Regions from separate parts of the Homo sapiens genome. Here region 2 is linked to region 1. Evidence: read pairs that join two places in POLR2A ChIA-PET (ENCODE). Cell type or tissue: HepG2. All regions are shown on one strand. Links, peaks and the distances in the headings refer to the core of each region. The heading gives the core; the rest is flanking DNA.

Region 1 (5,387 bases), core at 225-5,224:
TTACAATATTTTCTGATGGTAGTTTGTATTTCTGTGGGATCAGTGGTGATTTCCATTTTATCATTTTTTATTGTCTATTTGATTATTCTCTATTTTCTTCTTTATTAGCCTGGCTAGTGGTCTATCTATTTTGTTAAAATAGAGCTTCCTTCAGGAGCTCTTTACAAAAAATCAGCTCCTGGATTCATTGATTTTTTGAAGGGTTTTTCATGTTTCTATCTCCTTCAGTTCTGCTCTGTTGTTAGTTATTTCTTCTGCTAGCTTTTGAATTTGATTGCTCTTGCTTCTCTAGTTCTTTTAATCGTGACGTTAGGGTGTCGATTTTAGATCTTTCCTGCTTTCTCCTGTGGGCATTTAGTGCTATAAATTTCCCTCTAAACACTGCTTAGCTGTGTCCCAGAGATTCTGGTATATTGTGTCTTTGATCTCATTGGTTTCAAAGAACTTACTGATTTCTGCCTTAATTTCATTATTTACCCAGTAGTCATTCAGGACCAGGTTGTTCAGTTCCCATGTAGTTGTGCTATTCTGAGTGAGTTTTTTAATCCTGAGCTCTAATTTGATTGCACTGTGGTCTGAGAGACTGTTTGTTATGACTTCTGTTCTTTCACATTTGCTGAGGAGTGTTTTACTTCCAATTATGTGGTCAATTTTAAAGTGTGATGTAGTGATGAGAAGAATGTATATTCTGCTGATCTGGGGTGGAGAGTTCTGTAGATGTCTATTAGGTCTGCTTGGTCCAGAGCTGAGTTCAAGTCCTAAATATCCTTGTCAATTTTCTGTCTCATTGATCTTTCTAATATTGACAGTGGGGTGTTAAAGTCTCCCACTATTAATGTGTGGGAGTCTAAGTCTCTTTGTAGGTCTCTAAGAACTTGCTTTATGAATCTGGGTGCTCCTATTTTGGGTGCATATATATTTAGGTTAGCTCTTCTTGTTGCGTTGATCCCTTTACCATGCCCTTCTTTGTCTTTTTTGATCTTTGTTGGTTTAAAGTCTGTTTTATCAGAGCCTAGGATTGCAACCCCTGCTTTTTTTTTTTTTTTTTTTTTTTTTTTTTTTTTTTTTTTGAGACAGAGTTTCACTCTTGTTGCCCAGGCTGGAGTGCAATGGCATGATCTTGGCTCACCTCAGTCTCTGCATCCTGGATTCAAGAGATTTTCTTGCCTCAGCCTCCCAAGTAGCTGGGATTACAGGCATGCGCAACCTCACCCGGCTAATTTTTGAATTTTTAGTAGAGACAGGGTTACTCCATGTTGGTCAGGCTGGTCTCGAACTCCCAGCCTCCGGTGAACCACCCGCCTTGGCCTCCCAATGTGCTGGGATTACAAGTGTGAGCCACTGTGCCTGGCCAACCCCTGCTTTTTTTTTTAACGTTCCAATTGCTTGGTAAATATTCCTCCCTCCCTTTATTTTGAGCCTGCGTGTGTCTTTGTCCGTGAGATGGGTCTCCTAAATACAGCACACCGAGGTGTCTTGACTTTTTATCCAACTTGCCAGTCTGTGTCTTTTAATTGGGACATTTAGCCCGTTTACATTTAAGGTTAATATTATATGTGTGAATTTGATCCTGTCATTATGACATGGGCTCTGCCCAGTCCGAACTTCCTGGCGGCTTTGTTTATACTGTGAGGGGAAAACCGCCTACTCAAGCCTCAGTAACGGCGGACGCCCCTCCCCTCACCAAGCCTGAGCGTCCCAGGTCGGCTTCAGACTGCTGTGCTGGCAGCAAGAATTTCAAGCTAGTGGATCTTAGCTTGCTGGGCTCCATGGGAGTGAGATCCACTGAGCTAGACCACTTGGCCCCCTGGGCTTCCTGCAGCCAGCTCATTGCCTGCCCAAACGGCCACCCAGTTTTGTGCTTGAAACCCAGGGCCCTTGTGGCGTAGGCACCCGAGGGAATCTCCTGGTCTGCAGGTGGCGAAGACCATGGGAAAAGCGTAGTATCTGGGCCGGAATGCACCGTTCCTCACAGCACAGTCCCTCATGGCTTCTCTTGGCTAGGGGAGGGAGTTCCCCGACCCCTTGTGCTTCCCGGATGAGGCGATGCCTTACTCTGCTTCGGCTTGCCCTCCATGAGCTGCACCCATTGTCTAACCAGCCCCAATGAGATGAGCTGGGTACCTCAGTTGGAAATGCAGAAATCACCCGCCTTCCACGTTGATCTCACTGGCAGCTGCAGACCGGAGCTGTTCCTATTCGGCCATCTTGCCAGCCATCATGTGACTTCTTAAAACACTTCCTCTGCTCCCTCAGTAACAAGGATGACATGCTAAATTTTGCCCTTATTTCCCTCACTTTTCCCAAATAAATGACTCTTGCAAAACTGTTAAAATTAGAGAAAAAAGTATCCCCATATTCCAGTGCCTGATTCATTCTTATAATAAAATGTAAAATTTATTAGCAGATTATAACCAAAAATTAGGTGAAACAATGTCCCCCAAATTTTACAAAACAGATGCTCCTCAGAGGTAGTACTCTTTAAAAGAACCTTCAGAGTAAAATTAGATCTTTCTCATAATCAAGGTTCTATCTATTAAATAAAGAAGTCTTTGTTCCACAAATAAAAAATGTTAACATTGTGACTATGAGACTTCGAAATGTCCATGACACAAATAGACCTAAAAACCTATTCCAGATATTTCCACTGATAAACCATTCCCAGCTCACTTCTCATTATTAATTCCTTTATGCCACCAAGTCCTAACAGTGACAGGACACACACATCCAACTAAGATATACGTGACTGTGTTCTCTCTGACATGCTTTCAATTCCAAGCACTCTAAAGGAAGGCTAACTAGTTCACAGAGCCAAGGAATCCAATTTCAGAAACGCAGATAGGCAGAGTGGGTAAACAAAGCTGCACTGTAACTGTTTACTTTTCTTGCCAATTATTTGCCTAGCTGCTTCTCTCCATTCTCCAAGATCCAAAAGTGCAATTCACTGAACTATCAGTGTGGCAGCAAAATACCTTTCCATGTTTAAATAAAATGTTCAGCAAATATTTTTTAAATGCTATGCAATATTTTCTTGAGATTTCAAGTGCGCGGGCTACTGTGCCATCTCTCATCTTTTAATAAATTCAGTTGGACATCTACTTTTAAGCCTATTTCAATCTAGCAATCTTTAATCTTTCAATCTAGGCTGGCAAGATGGCCGAATAGGAACAGCTCCGGTCTGCATCCTTCCATTAACAGAACACTAGGCCTGCCAGTAGCAAAAAACAATTCAATTTTCTTTCAGTAGAAAATTCTTCAACCTACAGCAGTAAACAGTTCATCCATCACTGTCCAGCCCAGAAATCCAATATCCAAATATTCCAGACTTAACTGACACAAATACCTACTACAGCCTGATGCAAATCACATACTGAGTAAGAGAAAAAACTAGTTTTCATGCCCCAGATTTTCTCCCCAAAACCATGGAACTGGGAGTTGTCCTATATTCCATGGCTGGTCACCTGGGCACTATTTCATGTAGCCTCTCATCCACCATAGTGAGTGCAAATGAGCACAACCCTTCCAGGAAGCAATCTGACTAGACAGTAGATAATGTCTCAAAAATAACTATGTGCCTTCAACCCAGCAATTCTACACCTAGAAATCATTATGGATGTGTGTAGATTTACCTACAAGAAATTTCATCAAAGAAAATTAGGACAGCCTATGTATCTAACAAGAGTGAACTGGTTAAAGCATTTTAATATAATAGAGCACTATATATCCACGAAAAATAATGAAAGCAAATACTTAAGAATTTGAAAAATTACTTACATTGTTAAATTTTAAAAGGCAGGTTATTAGACATTATAAATTGTTTTGTCAAGATATACAATTTTCTATTAAATACATATTTTCATTCACAGAGATAATCTGTAATAATAATGTAACAGAGATGTTATCTCTCGGCTGGTTGAAATTGCGAGTGATTTTTTTTCTTCCTTGTGCTTTCCTATATTATCCGCTTACTCCACAATGAACACATATTACTTAAGGCAATAATCATGGACCCCCTTATTTTAATGTTTTATATAGGTAATATATTCAAATGGTTTAATTTTTTAGTAATATTAAAAACTATATGGTCATCAGTTCCCCCCAGTCTCTGCCCCCTATTACCCACACCCCATAACACAGGCACTCCTCCTCCCCAAGATGTTACTGGTTTCTCTTGATTCCTTCCAGAGTTTCCTCAAACAGGGAAGAAGAAAATTTTTCAAGTGTGTGAGTATGTGCACACACATGTGTGTTGGCAGAGTGAAGAACATTATCAGTGGACTGAAAATTAATAGGCTAAATATAAATTTTGACAGAATAAGTTTTCAGGGATATAAAAAGAAAACAATTTTTTAAAAAATAGAACACTATTTCAAGAACAATCTCAGCCGGGTAAGGTGGCTCACACCTGCAATCCCAGCACTTTGGGAGGCCAAAGCGGGCAATCACCTGAGGTCAGGAGTTTCAGACCAGCCTGGCCAACATGGTGAAACCCCATCTCTACTAAAAATACAAAAATTAGCTGGGCGTGGTGGCAGGCGCCTGTAATCCCAGCTACTCGGGAGGCTGAGGCATGAGAGTCGCTTGAACCCAGGAGGCAGAGGTTGCAGTGAGCCAAGATTGCGCCACTGCACTCCAGTCTGGGTGACAGAGTGAGCGAGACTCCATCTCAAAAAAAAAAAAAAAGAACAATCTAAAGTCTTTCTTAGACAGTTATAACTTAAATTTCTCCCTGTTTAAAACTATTTAGGACTAGTCTCACAAATATACCTTTCTAGTCTAACTTGTCACAGTAGCTCTTGCTTATAATCATAGCTACTCAGGAGGCTAAGGCAGGGGCATCGTTTGAGGCCAGGAGTTTGAGACCAACCTGGGCAACATAGTAAGACCGGTCTCCAAAAAAAAAAATTTTTTTTTAATTAGCTGAGCATGGTGGCATATGCCTACAGTCCCCCAGTTATTTGGGAGGCTGAGGCGAGAGGGCTGCTTGAGTCCAGTAGTTTGGGGCTTCAAGGGAACTATGATACTGTACTCCAGCCTGGGCGACAGAACAAGACCCCATCTCTAAAATGTAAGTACATAAATAAACATAAAATCACCCTAGTGAGAAAAAGGATCATAGTTATCTTCCAGGCAGGCATTTTCATCTCTTTTCTACTTATATATAATAGTTTCTAATACCTGCACTCCCTTAAGATGACCCAAAACTCAGATAAAGCATCAAACACATGTTAAAGTGAGATTTAGGAGCTGTGGGAGTTCTGGGTGATGTTCTTCTGGGAAAGGTCTGGGTTCATGTTTGCATATTCTCAAGTCTGTTTTCTTTCATCTCCTCCACATTCCAAGACCGAGGCCTGGAAAATTCAGGCCTCAGAGACAGGCACTGATAG
Region 2 (5,387 bases), core at 263-5,262, 83 kb before region 1:
GTCCACTGAAAGATCAACAAGATTGACAAATATTTAGCTAGACTTATGAGGAAGAAAAGATTCAACTAATATCAGAAATTAAAAAGGGTGAAACCTCTCAGTAAAAAACAAATAAAAAGGATTTGAAGAAAATACTATGAGCAATTTACTCCAGTAAATTAAATCACCTAGGTGAAATGCAAACATTCCTGAAAACAAATTACCAAAACTGACTTAAGACGAAATGGAAAATCTGAATAGACTTACAACAAGTAAAGAGATTGAATCAGTAATCAAAAACTTTCCAACAAAGAAAAGCCCAGGACCATAGCTTCACTGGTGAATTCTACCAAATATTTAAAGAATTAACAATAATCCTTCTCAATCTCTTCCAAAACACAGCAGAAGAAGGAACACTTCCTAAATCATGCTATGAGGCCAACACTATTGCCCTGTCACCAAAGTCAAATAAAGACATTGTAAGAAAATTACAAACCAGCCAGGCATGGTGGCTCACAGCTATAATCCCCAGCAATTTGGGAGGCTGAGGTAGAAGTACTGCTTAAGGCCAGGAGTTGGAGAAACCTACAGACCAATATCCCTGATGAATATATATACAAAAGTCCTAAAAAAAATGTTATCAAACTGCATCGAGAAGAATATTAAAAAGCTTATATAACATGACCAAGTAGGATTTGTTCTAGAAGTTCACAAGAGTGGTTCAACATCAGAAAACCACACCATATTAACAGAAAGAAGGAAAAAATCTCAATTGATGAGCATCTCAACTGATGCAGAAAAAGCATATAACAAAAATGCAACACTTTTTCATGATAAAAACAAACAGAATAGAATGGAATTTCCACAGTATGGTAAAGGGCATATATGAAAAACATACACACAACACTCAATGGTGAAAGACTGAAAGCTTTCCCTTTATCCCTTTCAGGAATAAAATAAGAATGTCAGTTTTTGTCTCTTCTGTTCAACACTGTACTGGAAGTTCTAGCCAAAGCAATCAGGTAAGAAAAAGAAATAAAAACTTCCCAACTGGAAATAAGGAAGTAAAACTATCGCTATTCACAGATGCCATAATCATGTATATAGAAAATCTTATAGAATGCAGAAAAAACCAGCTGGGTGTGGTGGCTCACACTTGTCATCTCAGCACTTTGGGAGGCCGAGGCGGGCCGATTACCTGAGATCAGGAGTTCAAGATTAGCCTGGCCAACATGGTAAAACCCCATCTCTACTAAAAATACAAAAATTAGCTGGGCATGGTGGCAGGTGCCTGTAATCCCAGCTACTCAGGAGGGTGAGGCAGGAGAATCGCTTGAACCCAGGAGGCAGAGGCTGCAGTGAACCAAAATCGCGCCATTGCATTCCAGCCTGGGTGACAAGAGCAAGACTCCGTCTTTAAAAAAAAAAAAAAAAAAAAAAGGGCCAGACGCAGTGGCTCCTGCCTGTAATCCCAGCACTTTGGGAGGCCGAGGTGGGTGGATCATGAGGTCAGTGGTGTTTTGTAGTTTTCAGTGTACAAGTCTTTTGCCTCCTTGGTTAAATTGTTTCCTAGGTTTTTAAATCTTTTATGCTGTTGTAACATAGTTGTTAATTTTGTTTTCAAACTGTTCACTGCTAGTGTATAGAAATACAACTGATTTTTGTGTATTTATCTTGTATTCTGCAACTGTGCTGAGTTTATTAGATCTAATAGGTTTTTTTCTGCATTATTATTATTATTATTATTTTTTGAGATGGAGTCTCGCTCCGTCGCCCAGGCTGGAGTGCAGTGGCGTGATCTCGGCTCACTGCAAGCTCCGCCTCCCAGGTTCACGCCATTCTCCTGCCTTAGCCTCCCGAGTAGCTGGGACTACAGGCACCCGGCTAATTTTTTGTATTTTGAGTAGAGACAGGGTTTCACTGTGTTAGCCAGGGTGGTCTCGAACTCCTGGGCTCAAGCAATACTCCCACATCAGCCTGGATTACAGGCATAAGCCACCATGCCCAGCTGAAAAAATTAACTGAAAATAGACAGAAGATCTAAATATGTTTCCTATACTGGAAGTTCTAGCCAAAGCTATGCAACTGTTAATCATTATGATCTTGAATTTCACAATGGTTTCTTATATAAAACACTAAAAGCACAGACAACCTAAGAAAAGTAGATAAATTAGACTTCGTCAAAACAAAGAATTTTTATGCATCAAAAGGCTGATCACTAAGAAAGTGAAAAGACAATCCACAGAATGGGAAAAAATATTTTCAAATCATGTATTCGGTAAGAGTCTAGTATTAAGAATTGATATTCAATCAAGGACTCCTACAATTCAACAATAAAGTAAACCCAATTTAAAAATGGGTAATCTGTCATGGGATTAGAAAAAAAAAAGAAATAAAAATAAATGGGGTGGGCAGGCACAGTAGGTCACACCTGTAATCCCAACACTTTTTAGGGCCAAGGTAAGAGGATTGCCTGAGGCTAGGAGCTTGAGACCAGTCTGAGCAACTTAGTGAGACCCCATCTCTAAAAAAATAAAATAAAATAAACTTTTTTTTTTTAAATTAGCTGGGCAGGGTGGTGTGTGCCTGTAATCCTAGCTACTCAGAGGGCTGAGGCAGGAGGATCACTTAAGCCCAGGAGTTCAAGGTTACAGTGAGCTATGATTGTGCCACTGCATTCCAGCCTGGGTGATTGAGCAATAATGTCTCTAAAAAATAAGAAAATAAAATAAAAAATGAGCAAAGGACTTGAATAGACATTTATCCAAAGAAGTTACACGAATGGCCAACAAACACATGAAAAAATCCCCAACATTCTTAATCATTAGAGAAATGCAAATCAAAAGTACACTGAGGCTGGGTGTGGTGGCTCCCACCTGTAATTTCAGCACTTTGGAAGGCTGGGATGGGAGGCTCGCTTGAGCTCAGGAGTTCGAAGACCAGCCTGGGCAACACAGTGACACCTTGTCTCTCCCAGAAATGAAAAAAAACTTAGCCGAGCATGGTGGCATGTGCCTGTAGTCCCTGCTACTAAGGAAGCTCAGGTGGGAGGATCGTTTGAGCCTAAGTTTGAGGCTGCAATGAGTTGTGCTTGTGCCACTGCACTCCAACCTGGGTGACAGAGCAAGACCCTGTCTCAAAAAAAAAAAAAAAAAAAAGTACAGTGAAATACCATGAGAGTGTAAAGAAATAAAAACCCTCACTCATTACTGGGAGAAATAGAAAATGGTGCAGTGGTTGTAGAAAACAGTTTGGCAGTTCCTTAAAAGGTTAAAAGCAGAATTACCGTATGACTCCGGAATTCTACTCTAGATGTGTAACTGAAAAACAGGTGTTCAAACACAAAATTGTACATGACTATTCATAGCTGCAATATTCCTAACAGTCAAAAGGTGGAAACAATCTAAATGTCTATCAACAGATGAATAAACAAACTGTGGTATATCCATACAATGAAATATTATACAGCCATAAAAGGAAATAAAGTCCTGATACATAATAGTACAGTATGGATGACCCTGGAAACATTATGCTAAGTGAAAGAAGCCAGACACAAAAGACCTCATATTACAGAGTATCATTTATATGAAATGTCCAGATAGGTAAATCTATAGAGACAGAAAGTAGAAAAGTACTTCCTCAGGGTTAGGGGAAAGGCAGTGCAGGGTAGATGGGGTTACAGTTAAAGAGCAGGGGATTTCTTTTTGAGGTGACGAAAATATTCTGAAATTTGTTACTGATGGTGGTTGTATGTACTAAATACAGAATGTACTAAATGTACAAAAATGTACCAAAAACTATTGAATTGCACACTTTAAATGGATGAATTGTGTGGTATTTGAATCAAATTTATCAATGAAGCTGTTACTACAAAAATAAATGATCTGAATAGACATTTCTCCAAATAGACATACACGAAAGGATGTTCAACATCATTAGTCCTTAGGTAAATGCAAATCAAACCACAATGAGATGAGACACACTTTATACTCACTAGGATGAGTATAATAAACAAGGAGAATAATAAGCACTGTCAATGACACGGAGAAATTGGAATCCTCATACATTGCTGGTAAGAATGAAAAATGTTACGGCCATTTTGGAAGACATTTGGCAGTTCTTAAGAAAGTTAAATATAGAGTTACCATATGACTGAGGAGAAATGGTGTTACTCCTAGGTATATACTAAGGAGAACTGAAAGTATATTTACAAAAAAAAATTTGTATGCAAATATTCACGTCTAGCTTTGTTCACAATAGCTAAAGAGTGGAAACAATTCAAATGTCCATCAACTGATATATGGATAAATAAATGTTGTATATCTATATAATGAAATATTATTTAGCCATAAGGAGGGACAAAGTACCAACATATGCTACAATATGGACAAATCTGGAAAATATTACGTTGAATGTAAGAAGCCAGACACAAAAGGACACGTATAATTCCATTGACATAAACTGTCCAGAGTAGGTAAATCCACAGAGACAAAGTAGATTAGTGGTTGCCAGGTGCTGGGCAAGAAGCAGAATATGGAGTGACTGCTAATGGGTAAAGTGTTTGCAGACTTTAGGTAAGGTAGAAACCTTCATACTCACTATAATACTCATCCTAGTGAGTATGAAGACCTTAGGTAAGGTAGAATGAGGATGAGTATATATGAGAACTAGGATGAGTATTATAGTGAGTATGAAGGTTTCTACCTTACCTAAGGTCTGGAAAGGGTAAGGAGTGAGGGTAAGGAGTTTCTAGACCTATGGTGTTTCTAGAACATTCTCAAACAATGTTCTAGAATTTATTATAGTGGTAATGGTTGCACAATTTTGTAAAATTACTGAATTGTGTATTTTTAAAGAGTGAATTTTGTGGTATGTGAATTATGTCAGTAAAAAAAAGAAAGAAAAATGATCTAAATCTATTATGGTAAAATGTTAAGATGTGACAAAGCTTGATATTTGGTATACAGGTATACTATATACAGTATATTATATACTTCTCCATAGTGTCTCTGTGCCTAAAATACTGCATTTTCAAAAAGGAGGTACAGTAAAACAGAACAGTGTTGTATAGCATGGGGAAAATAGATTAAAAGAGAAGGAAAAGATCTAGAAATACACCCATGTTTATATAAGAACCTAGTATATTTCAAAGGATGCATTTGAAATCCTAGGGGAAAAATAGATTCTTCAAAATATGAACAGGCATTTAGAAAAATAAATCTGCATGTATGCTCTAGGCTCTTTCCAGCTTCAAGAGTTCAATGAAACTTCTGATGAACATTGGGCAGTCCTGTTCCCATTACCCTTCTCCTGGCAAACAAAAAATTTTATTCTGAAAGACTTCAATAATAACAATAGTACTAAAAATGTTATTACTAACAGTGGTTATCAGAATTTTCTTTCCTTTT

The links. Peaks named below come from ENCODE experiments on the same cell type or tissue, not always from the same donor. Only the 100,000 strongest peaks of a DNase experiment are listed, where the experiment ranks them.
Region 2: POLR2A ChIA-PET joins it to region 1 with 5 read pairs; 2 of 35 experiments call an interaction of 5 or more read pairs at or near these places.

Annotation. Positions count from the first base shown.
Region 1 is chr2:120,064,812-120,070,198 of GRCh38, reverse strand. The region is part of intron 3 of EPB41L5 (erythrocyte membrane protein band 4.1 like 5); the gene reads right to left. Among named protein-coding and RNA genes, the nearest start is that of EPB41L5, 54 kb to the right of the region's middle. RefSeq lists an enhancer at 1,333-1,920. In HepG2, for the core only: no CTCF peak of the experiment used is centred there; a DNase peak (open chromatin) is centred at 2,828; H3K4me3 peaks cover 668 bases.
Region 2 is chr2:120,147,643-120,153,029 of GRCh38, reverse strand. All of the region lies in intron 20 of EPB41L5 (erythrocyte membrane protein band 4.1 like 5), which reads right to left. Among named protein-coding and RNA genes, the nearest start is that of TMEM185B, 73 kb to the left of the region's middle. In HepG2, for the core only: no CTCF peak of the experiment used is centred there; DNase peaks (open chromatin) are centred at 2,629 and 2,919.